Linked DNA regions of Mus musculus: region 1 is linked to region 2. Evidence: chromatin contacts called from ENCODE Hi-C or POLR2A ChIA-PET data. All regions are on one chromosome and are shown on one strand. The core of a region is the stretch at or near the end of the contact, and the rest is flanking DNA. Distances in the headings are between cores, read along the strand shown. Region 1 holds the start of Calcrl (calcitonin receptor-like). Region 2 overlaps Calcrl (calcitonin receptor-like).

Region 1 (4,577 bases), core at 948-3,447, 38 kb before region 2:
TAGCATGTATTCATATTTTTTTCATGTTCATAACGTGGTAACTTTTAATGACCTTATTATTGGGAAGTATGTTTACTTTTCTTTCTATGAAAGACACATGTATGATACTAACAAGAATTATCCAGACTCTTCATGCACCACAGCCATAAACCTACATACACAACCAATAATTTATACTAAACACTACAGGTTGTATTAAATTTCCCATTTACAACAGCACCATGTATATCTATTATACAGGAGAATGATTGCCGGCTTGTGATCTTTCAGGCATCATCTAAAAGAACGAACCCCTTTACTTACTAAGACTCTGCTGTGTTTGAACAAATCCAATGAGTGAATCAAAAACATGTTAATGCTTTAATACTTACTGGAAATGTATGTAGCTTTGTATACACCAGTCTGTGTCTCAGAGGTCAGATATTCTTAGAAATGGATACAGGAGCATATATGATGATCATTTAGAAGTTAAAATCTAGTATTTGTTTTGCCTGAACTTTAAGCTGTAAACATCATACTTAAAAGTTCTGTCAGTATTGTCCCAGTGAGTATAAACATCTGCAAGGGGACATGATTACTCTCTACTGCTTTCCTCCTGAGCCCCTGTGCAACATGCGACTCCACATCAGAACTCTGTGGTTTCACCCAAGAATGTGTTTTACTGTTTTTCTGATTAATGAGTTATTATTTTAGGAGGCAGTAGTGATTTATAATGCTGACTTTTCACCCCATGAGCTGAAGGAAACAGCACAGGAAAATATAATTCAACAGTTCCCTATAGAAAGCAAAACTAAAGTGTCCACAAAGTAACTTCCCAGTTTATCGCCGTCTCTTAAAACTACATTGTGTAGTTCAGCTTCTTACACAGACTTTCCATTTTCAGTGATGGAGATGGTCAATTATGTCCCATATTTCTAAACGGATGCATCCTATTCTATATCCATATACAGAATTAAAGATTCTGCAATAAATCTCCTCCATGGATCAAGATAGGAAACATTTAAAAATGGCGGTGTCTTTCAGGAACACGATATCCAGAGATTCTGCACCCTGTGTCTTTAGTGCGGTTCCTCATCTGCTAGGACTTTGAGCTCCTCATCTGCTACTTGGTTGTAGTAGCTTCGCTATTCGTCTGTTCCTCCAAGGTGAAGCAGCAAGATTGTAGTAGCTAGTTAGAACTTGCCATTTTCTAAATGTTATAAAATATGTTGATTCAAAGTTTAAACAGACAAATTATATTATTTTATCCATCCTTTCCAGTTTATACGTGAGACATTTGATGCAAAGATCATGTGACTTTTAGTGCTGTCTGGCTTCAGGAGTTATGATTATTGCCAAATCTCATAATTTATCATATTATATAAAACTAACAAGTATATTTCAGGTTTATAGGCTTTTTTTCCTGATCATACGCAATGATTTCTTACTTTATGATATAATTATGTTTAGAGGGAAAACTTTTTTTTAAATTGAAGTTCATTTATTGTATGAAATTATTTCATAGTATCATGTTAAACTAAAGCCACCTTTCCTTGAAGGTTATTTTGAGGTACAACTAGTATAATGTTTAGATTATATAAAATGATATAATTATGTCAGATATTTAAAAGTATGTACAATGATTTCATACTCTATACACAGTCTGGCTTTACAGGACATACAACTCAGGAACTCCTAGAAAGGACAGCCCGAAGCCTGTTCATCTTCTCATGCAAAACTGGTTGTGGAGTTGCATCAGATATTAGTGCTCAAAATTGAGTCCGAATTAGTAATTCTGATGCTCAAAATTCCATGCACATTTAAGAAAAAAAGATGTGACTGATAAATTGTTCCTGGTTGTTCTGTGAACCTTAATTCGACACACACCCACACTCCTAACTCCTTTGATTCTTTTACACCAAGATCGCCTTCAAATCCCAGGCAGCAAGTTCTAACAGAACTCAGTCTAGGTGAAAGGCAGCCAGCTTTTGCTGGTAACAATGTGTTCATACAGCAAAGGATCTCTGTCTGTTCAGGCTGCTTCTTGCTCTTGTCAGAGTGAGAAGGGAGTTGCTGCTCCTTTCCTGGGGTAAGCTATTTGAGAAAGAAAGTAACCTAACACTAAGTGCAGGCGGGGCGGGGTGATGTAACAGGAAGCTGTGATGTTTCCCTTCTGCTGCTGATCGCTTACAATCTGACAACACTCCCCATCTACTCAGAACAAGCCCTCTCTTCGCAGCGTGCACTTCTGCCTTAGGACCGGCGGGCTCTGTTGCCTGGACCTCACGCTGCCTGCAGGACCACATTGCAAAGCTTTCCACACCTCGCCTCCGGGAAACTCTTGTGCAGTATCTCAGAAAATCAAACTCCCTCCTGAGACTATTCCCACAGAATTTCCTTAGGAGCTGTGCCAGGTAAGTGTATTATTCAAAATAAACGTATGTATTCTCAGCACTATTCTTAAGTATTATGACAATGTTTCTAACAAGAATTTAGTAAGTGGCATTGAAATAATGTTGAAACCGCTTCATTTAGTCTACAAAGGGATACTAGAGAGTCTTACTCCAGAATGCATACAAAATGTACTACTAGTGCATAAGAGTATTTACAGTGATACTTTAGAAAATAAATTTACCAATTATTAACGATGTGAGCGGGCTATAAGGCAAGTTTCTGAACAAATACCTTAATCAGGAAACAATGCCTTTTTAAAGTTAGTTGTACTACCAGCTCAAGTCCTGACAGCTGGAAAACATTTGCACCCCAGGAAGGGTCTTTAAATTTTCCACATAATCAGTATTCTAAGGAAGGGATGGCAGAAGACTATGGGGTTCCAGAGTCTTCCTGTGTGGCTGAACACAAAGTTGGATTAAGAAGAAAAGCCACCGGCTTGGACTTCTGTTTGCTTTCCGCTTCTTTTGACATTTACACCTCTAACTAGGGAACCAATGGAATTTTCATTGTTCTTTGTTGCTAGATTTGTGTAAATACCCCATTTTTGGTTTTCCTTTGTTTTTGTTGTTGTTTGTATTGGGTTTTTTTCTTTTGGGGGGGGTGTTCATGAATTGTCTCCACTGTATTAAGATCATGGGTGTCTTACAAATAAGGTAAGGGGAAAACAAAAACAAGACAAAACAAACAAACAAACAAACAAAAAACCCAACCAACAACCAACCAACCATAAACCCCACAACTGCCCAGGGTTAAGAAAATGTAGTGATTTCTACATTACTTCATGGTTTTTAAACTCTTAAGCTTAGAGTTGTGTTACTTCAATTATACTGGAAACTTGTGGGGGAAGAGTGTGAAAGGAGTCTCCATAAATACATAAACAGAGGCACGATAAGCAAGTGGATTAGCTCATTAAGCAGAGGAATTAAATTAGATTTTCAGCTATGATGCTGAGATGAAGCAGCTGCAGGTCTCTCTTGCCACAGTACAGACTGTCCTGAGAATCTAAGGAGCTAGTGCCTACTTAACAAGTGGCTGTCAGAGCGGCATCACAGGTTATTGCTAAGGAATGGGAGATATCAGTTTTGGATTAAAATTGTGCTTATTAGCATAATTTATTAAATTCTACGTTTTCTTACTTAAGTGAAATATAAGCTGCAAGATGCCTTTCAATGCTAGCATTCTGAGCTCAATTTCTAGTAGTCTGGCAAATAAACAAAATATTACAAACTCATCCTGAGTAACTCCTCAGTGATTTTTGGCTCAGTTTCCACATGTTTTTCAATGTAATTGAAACATTAATTTGTACACTTGTAATTTTTAAAAGCTTTGCGGCTGATTTATGTTTTTATTTTATTTTTATTTATACTACCGAGTTCCCTGATGTATAAAAACAGACAAGGTGAGTTTAAGATAGGACTTGTTACAAATAGTCATTAAATAACTGGAGAAAGAAGCGAAATCAGCACATTAAATAACCCAGTGTCATTCATAGGAACAGAAGTTGAAAAGCATTATTCTAAGCCAGATGATTTTCTGAAATTAAGTATTATATTAATAAACTATTGTAAATTAGTACCTCCACAAACTCTTCTGATTTTTATTGAATTAATGTTTCAAAGCATATAACCATCTTGTATGATTTATTTTAATATTCTCACCTATATTTGTAGCATCATTTAAAACAATCCTAATTACCAAAAGTTATAGCAGAAAAATGCCAGGCAATGAATATTGATGGTCATTAGGCAAAGAAATTATCTGAGTTAATAACAAGAACATTAAAATAGGAATTTGTATCCTTCTAGAGTACGTGTGGCTTTTAAAATGAGTAAACAATGTCTGAGAATCAAACCATGTTTTTATCTGCAACATCAGTTTAACTAACTAGCAATATTTCCTTGTAGCTTCAAAAAAAATCAATGGGTATAGTCTTAGGCAAGTTCTAAATACATCAATTAAAAACACAGACTTCACAATAGTCATGACCCACGTGATCCGAAATACGTCTTACCTAAAATGTTCTATTTGTAACTCGATATATTTAGATGGCTATTTGGAGCCAGTACAATAATAACATGTTATCAGTTTTATCTCTGCTTACATTTTGATAGTAACTATTTATTCAGAATTGTTTTGAAATTTTG
Region 2 (4,558 bases), core at 1,040-3,539:
AAAAGCAGCTGCTGCATATGTAGCAGAGGATGGCCATCAATGTCATCAATGGGAGGAGAGGTCCTTGGTCCTGGAAGGTTCTATGCCCCAGTATAGGGGAGTGCGAGGGCCAGGAAGCAGGAGTGGGTGGTTTGGTGAGCAGGGGTAGGGGGTAGGGGGTACGGGTTTGGGGCTTTCGGAGGGGAAACCAGGAAAGGGGATAACACTTGAAATGTAAATAAAGAAAATATCTAAAAAAAAAAAAAAAAAAAAAAAAGACAAAGAAAAAGGAAAAGCAGCTGCGTCACGCGCACACAGCCAAGGCATTTGATTAGAAACAAATGACTCAGACACAACTCTCCTCTCCATTTACTCTTGAATGTCTTACATTCCACTATCTTCAGGGGCCCACAACCACAACGTTTACTTTACGAAAGGCCGAGACAGTTTGTTCGGTTAAATATTCATACATGCCGGGCGGTGGTGGCGCACGCCTTTAATCCCAGCACTTGGGAGGCAGAGACTGGCGAATTTCTGAGTTCAAGGCCAGCCTGGTCTACAGTGTGAGTTTCAGGATAGCCGGGGCTACACAGAGAAACCCTGTCTTGAAAAACCAAAAAAAAAAAAAAAAAAAAAAAAAAAAACCAAAAAAAAAAAAAAAACAAAAACCATATATATATATTTATACATAATTCGACTTGACATTGCAAGTCTTGTAACTGTGACCAATCACAGAGTGAGCCAGGACATACCGTTCTGCTCCGGGGAGAGACCACCACTTGCTGTCCAGACAACAGTTCCCAGGGACTGTTTTCAGCTGGTGATTACGGAGGTTGCCCTCCACGATTCCTCTAGGTACTCATGATGCACGTGCTTGCTGCTCCTGTCTTACAACTGCAGAAGCCTGGAGAGATGCCACAGATCACACCGCCTTTGTCCCCTGCTAGCAAATGTCCCTGCAGCCTTCTACATGGAATCTGTACTCTCTGCCCTGTTTTTCACTTCTAGTGTCGGCCTGATAGCCCTCCCATCAAATACAACACTTATACTGTTATTTCTAATTGGGTTTTAAATGCCAAATTGCCATACTGTCTACATAATCATTTTGACTCCTGCCCCAAAATGCCTCATAGAATTTCCCAGGCATGGCCATCACCAAAATATGGGTTAGATAGTGTTTATCTTTTGCTTATTTTCATCTATTTCCCTTTGAGATTGCCATTGTTTTGTAGTTTAGAAAGGCTTTTGTCAAGGAAACTGTGTGGAAGGCAGACGGACGCGTAGCTGGTGATATAACTCTGCATTGTAGTTAGAGAGATATCTACGCGGCAGTCTTTCGAAACAGCCCAGACAGATTCAGCCTGTTCGTGCATGTGTTTTCTTGCTTTTCAGAAACAACAAAAGATATTTAAAAAGAGATAAAGTGAAAAAGAGACTTAGTACATATCTTCAGAAGTACCAAGTACCTTAAAACCAGTTCTGGAGAATTGCGTCCATTTCTTTATTGAAGACGTATTTTCCAGGCTGGTCTTCACTTCCTGGGTTTAAGAGCACATCCTCATTTGGCCTCAAGGTGCGGGGTCTAAAAATAGCACCTAATTTTTCTTCCTCTTTTAGGTTGTTTAAGTGTTTACAAACAAGTTGTATTTTCTGTTTTGATTTTTTTTTTCACTTGGAGCAAACCGTGCTTGGGTGAACAGACTTTTCCCTGGATGCCTGGGTTGAAAGGGGGTGGGGGTGGGGCGTTGGGAAGTGCTGCGTTTGTTTCTTCCGGATAGGTTTTGTTTTGGGTAGGACACACTATGGGAAGATTCCCAGAAAGAGCCAGGAGGCTGTGAAGTTAGGAAACATTTCAATGATGTTAAGGCCTATTAAACCTGTCAAGCGTGACAGGGCAGTTTTTTTTTTTTTTTTTTTTTTTTTTTTTTTTTTTCCTTTAACACATCCTGGTCCACTTAGAGCTGCGAGTCAGAAAAAGTGCTTGGCCCAACGTTTTAGCAGGAAAGAAAGCTATTTTAAAAGTCTTTTGGGAACATGTTTGTGCAACAGGAAAAAACATACAATTGGGTTGATAATAGCAGCTCGTAAAGGTTAGAGCCTCTGAAACCGGTTTGCCATCTTCACAGGGAACGTGTTGTTCCGCAGTGGCGGTTCTCACTTAAACACAGCTTAATTCAGCAAGGAGCCCCTTCCTGCCGACTTCTTTTACACTGGAAAGTCTATTTTTAAATCACAACCCAGACATAATCCCAGGAGTTGATCATTAAATTAAGTAGTGTTTGGGATGTGCAAAATTACAGCAGCTCCCAGGGTGTCAGAGAGCCTGTGCAGCGGATACCGAAAGCTTCACACCCAAGTGTCCGCTGGTGAGTTCCCTGAGCATCCCAAGTTCCTCACAGTGCCTTGTATCTTCAGTCACATTGCCTGGCTCGCTCCTGTATCCTTGCCCTTGTGTTTCTAGGTCTTTATCCCTAGAGAGCTGGGCTTTTTACCCTCTGCTCATATATATCTTCGCTGACTTTGAATTCATTACCAGTGTTCCTCAATCTTCCTAGTGCTGCGACCCTTTAATTCAGTTCTTTCTGTTGTGGTGCCCTCCAACCATAGCGCTCATTGGTCATCACTCAGATCCTTTAGCCTTTAAAAATTGAAGTATTATTATTATTATTATTCTGTAGTAAAAATTCTTTTTGTATTAAAGATCCCTTATCACACATGTGATTTGCAAATTTGTCCCTCTGTGTTGGGTTGCCTTTTTGTTTTCATTTCCTGTGTGTATGTGTGTGTGTGTCTGAATGTGTGTGTGTGTGTGAGTTATGAGTGTGTGTGTACGAGTGTGTATGCATGTAACTGTGTGAGTATATGAGTGTGTATGTGTGTGAGAGTGTATGAGTGTGTGTGTACATTGAATCTAGGATCTTGCTCATTCTGGCTCACTCTTCTACCACTGAGATGCCCTCAGAACCTTTCTTCCACAATGGCGCCATTTGTACACAAGCATCTATAATTTTGATGTAGTCAATCTATTTTTTGTCATTGTGACTTGCCCTTCCTTTTGATGTCAAGTCTAAAAGAGTATTTCCTAAATCATGAAGACAAAATGGCCTTAAATACTTTCTTCAGAGAATAATAAGGTTTACTCTTTGTGTTGAATATTAACATATTCCACAGACATACTTTAAGTATTGATCATCAGAGAACATATACTTCCCCTTAACACTCACTTGATAGTTCCATAGGATTTAAAAGTGTTAGCTAAGAATTATTTCCAGGGTACAGAATATACTAGGCAAGGAATGATAATCTTTTACTTTGATTAAAAAAGTCCTTTTATATCTAGAGTGTTCGGTGGAAAGAAATAGTCACCTCATTTTGTAACAATTTCATACTAGTCAAGCCAGAGTGAAAAGTGAGCTTTCTTGTTCTAAAATCTTTGAAATTTCTACTCCAATAACATTCCTCAAAAATGTTTAGAAAACAAAATAACAAAACTTAAAATTCAGTTTTGTATTCATATTGATGAGGAATATTAGAACTGTAACTGACATTAAATGTGCCAGATTCAAGGGTTCTGATAATGTCATAGACTTCTCTGCAGTGCGTAGTGCTTATCTGACTGTCCCTCCTCTGCTCTGAACTTTACGTGCGGTAAAGGAGTACGTCAGAATGTTCTGAAACCATGCCCTGCTTGTTGTGTAGCTCCAGTTGGAAGATGTGCTATTCTGAGAATCACTAGAAGGAAGAATTCTGACTGTGTAACTCTGACTATATAACTATGCCTCACACAGCCTAAATCAGAGGTTTTGCTTGCCTGACCTGAGTTCAGTCACATCTTACTTCAATTAATTCTTTCCTCATCAGATGTGGAGAGCTTTCCATCAAGCACAAAGCTACATTTTTTTTTTAAGCTCCCTCCCACCTTTTACTAATCTGGCTGATATTGGCCACTTGCCTCTTCAAATAAAAAGAGTGTGGCTAAAATGACCGGAAAATGGCTAATTATGCCCACAATGGAAAGATTATTCCCATGAGTAAATACTCCAGAGTGTAAAATGAAATCCCAAACCCAATCACAAATGAATCTCTCTAACAGCTATTCAGCTGTTCTGCCTGGAATGCTCATTAGATAAGCAAGTCAGCCACTGGGGTTCTTTGCCTTGTGTTCGAACTCAATGTCATTCAAGGCTATCCCAGCATGCCTTAGAGTTAAATTAGGAGGCTCCATAGCCACCTTGTTTTTAAAGTCATATATATACAGCATTCTAACTTCAGTAGAATCACACATATATATTATACTATATATATTACTATAGTAATATATTGTATAAAGTTAATATATATTATACTCTCTCTCTCTCTCTCTCTCTCTCTCTCTCTCTCTATATATATATATATATATATATATATATATATATATATATATATATGATACTATTTCCATAAACTGTATACAAAAAAAAAGATTGCTAGAACTTCAGTTTATGTAGGCTTACTCTTATATAGCCCAATGTTCCATTTTAATTGTCAGATTCAAACTTAAGAGTCTTGAACTATTAGCAATTGGAGACCCAAGGAGAAT

Evidence for each region. A loop is a pair of places that touch in the nucleus more often than their neighbours do. ChIA-PET counts read pairs that join two places held with the same protein, here RNA polymerase II (POLR2A).
Region 1: a map of heart shows a loop between it and region 2 (8-fold over the local background). The contact joins the promoter of Calcrl here to the enhancer-like site in region 2. A Hi-C loop is called at or near these places in 6 of 37 maps with a recorded cell type or tissue (heart and v-Abl transformed pro-B cells). POLR2A ChIA-PET finds 5 or more read pairs at or near these places in 1 of 5 experiments (embryonic stem cell).

What each region holds. Positions count from the first base shown.
Region 1 is chr2:84,422,886-84,427,462 of GRCm38, reverse strand. It overlaps Calcrl (calcitonin receptor-like), which reads left to right and starts at 2,197. Exons shown (of 16, transcript NM_018782.2): 1 at 2,197-2,393.
Region 2 is chr2:84,384,547-84,389,104 of GRCm38, reverse strand. The region is part of intron 2 of Calcrl (calcitonin receptor-like); the gene reads left to right. Among named protein-coding and RNA genes, the nearest start is that of Calcrl, 38 kb to the left of the region's middle. Within about 2 kb of position 2,289, at least 1 of the 3 ENCODE cell types and tissues checked has a DNase peak (open chromatin) inside an H3K27ac peak, as active enhancers do; it is heart, where a contact is called at or near this core.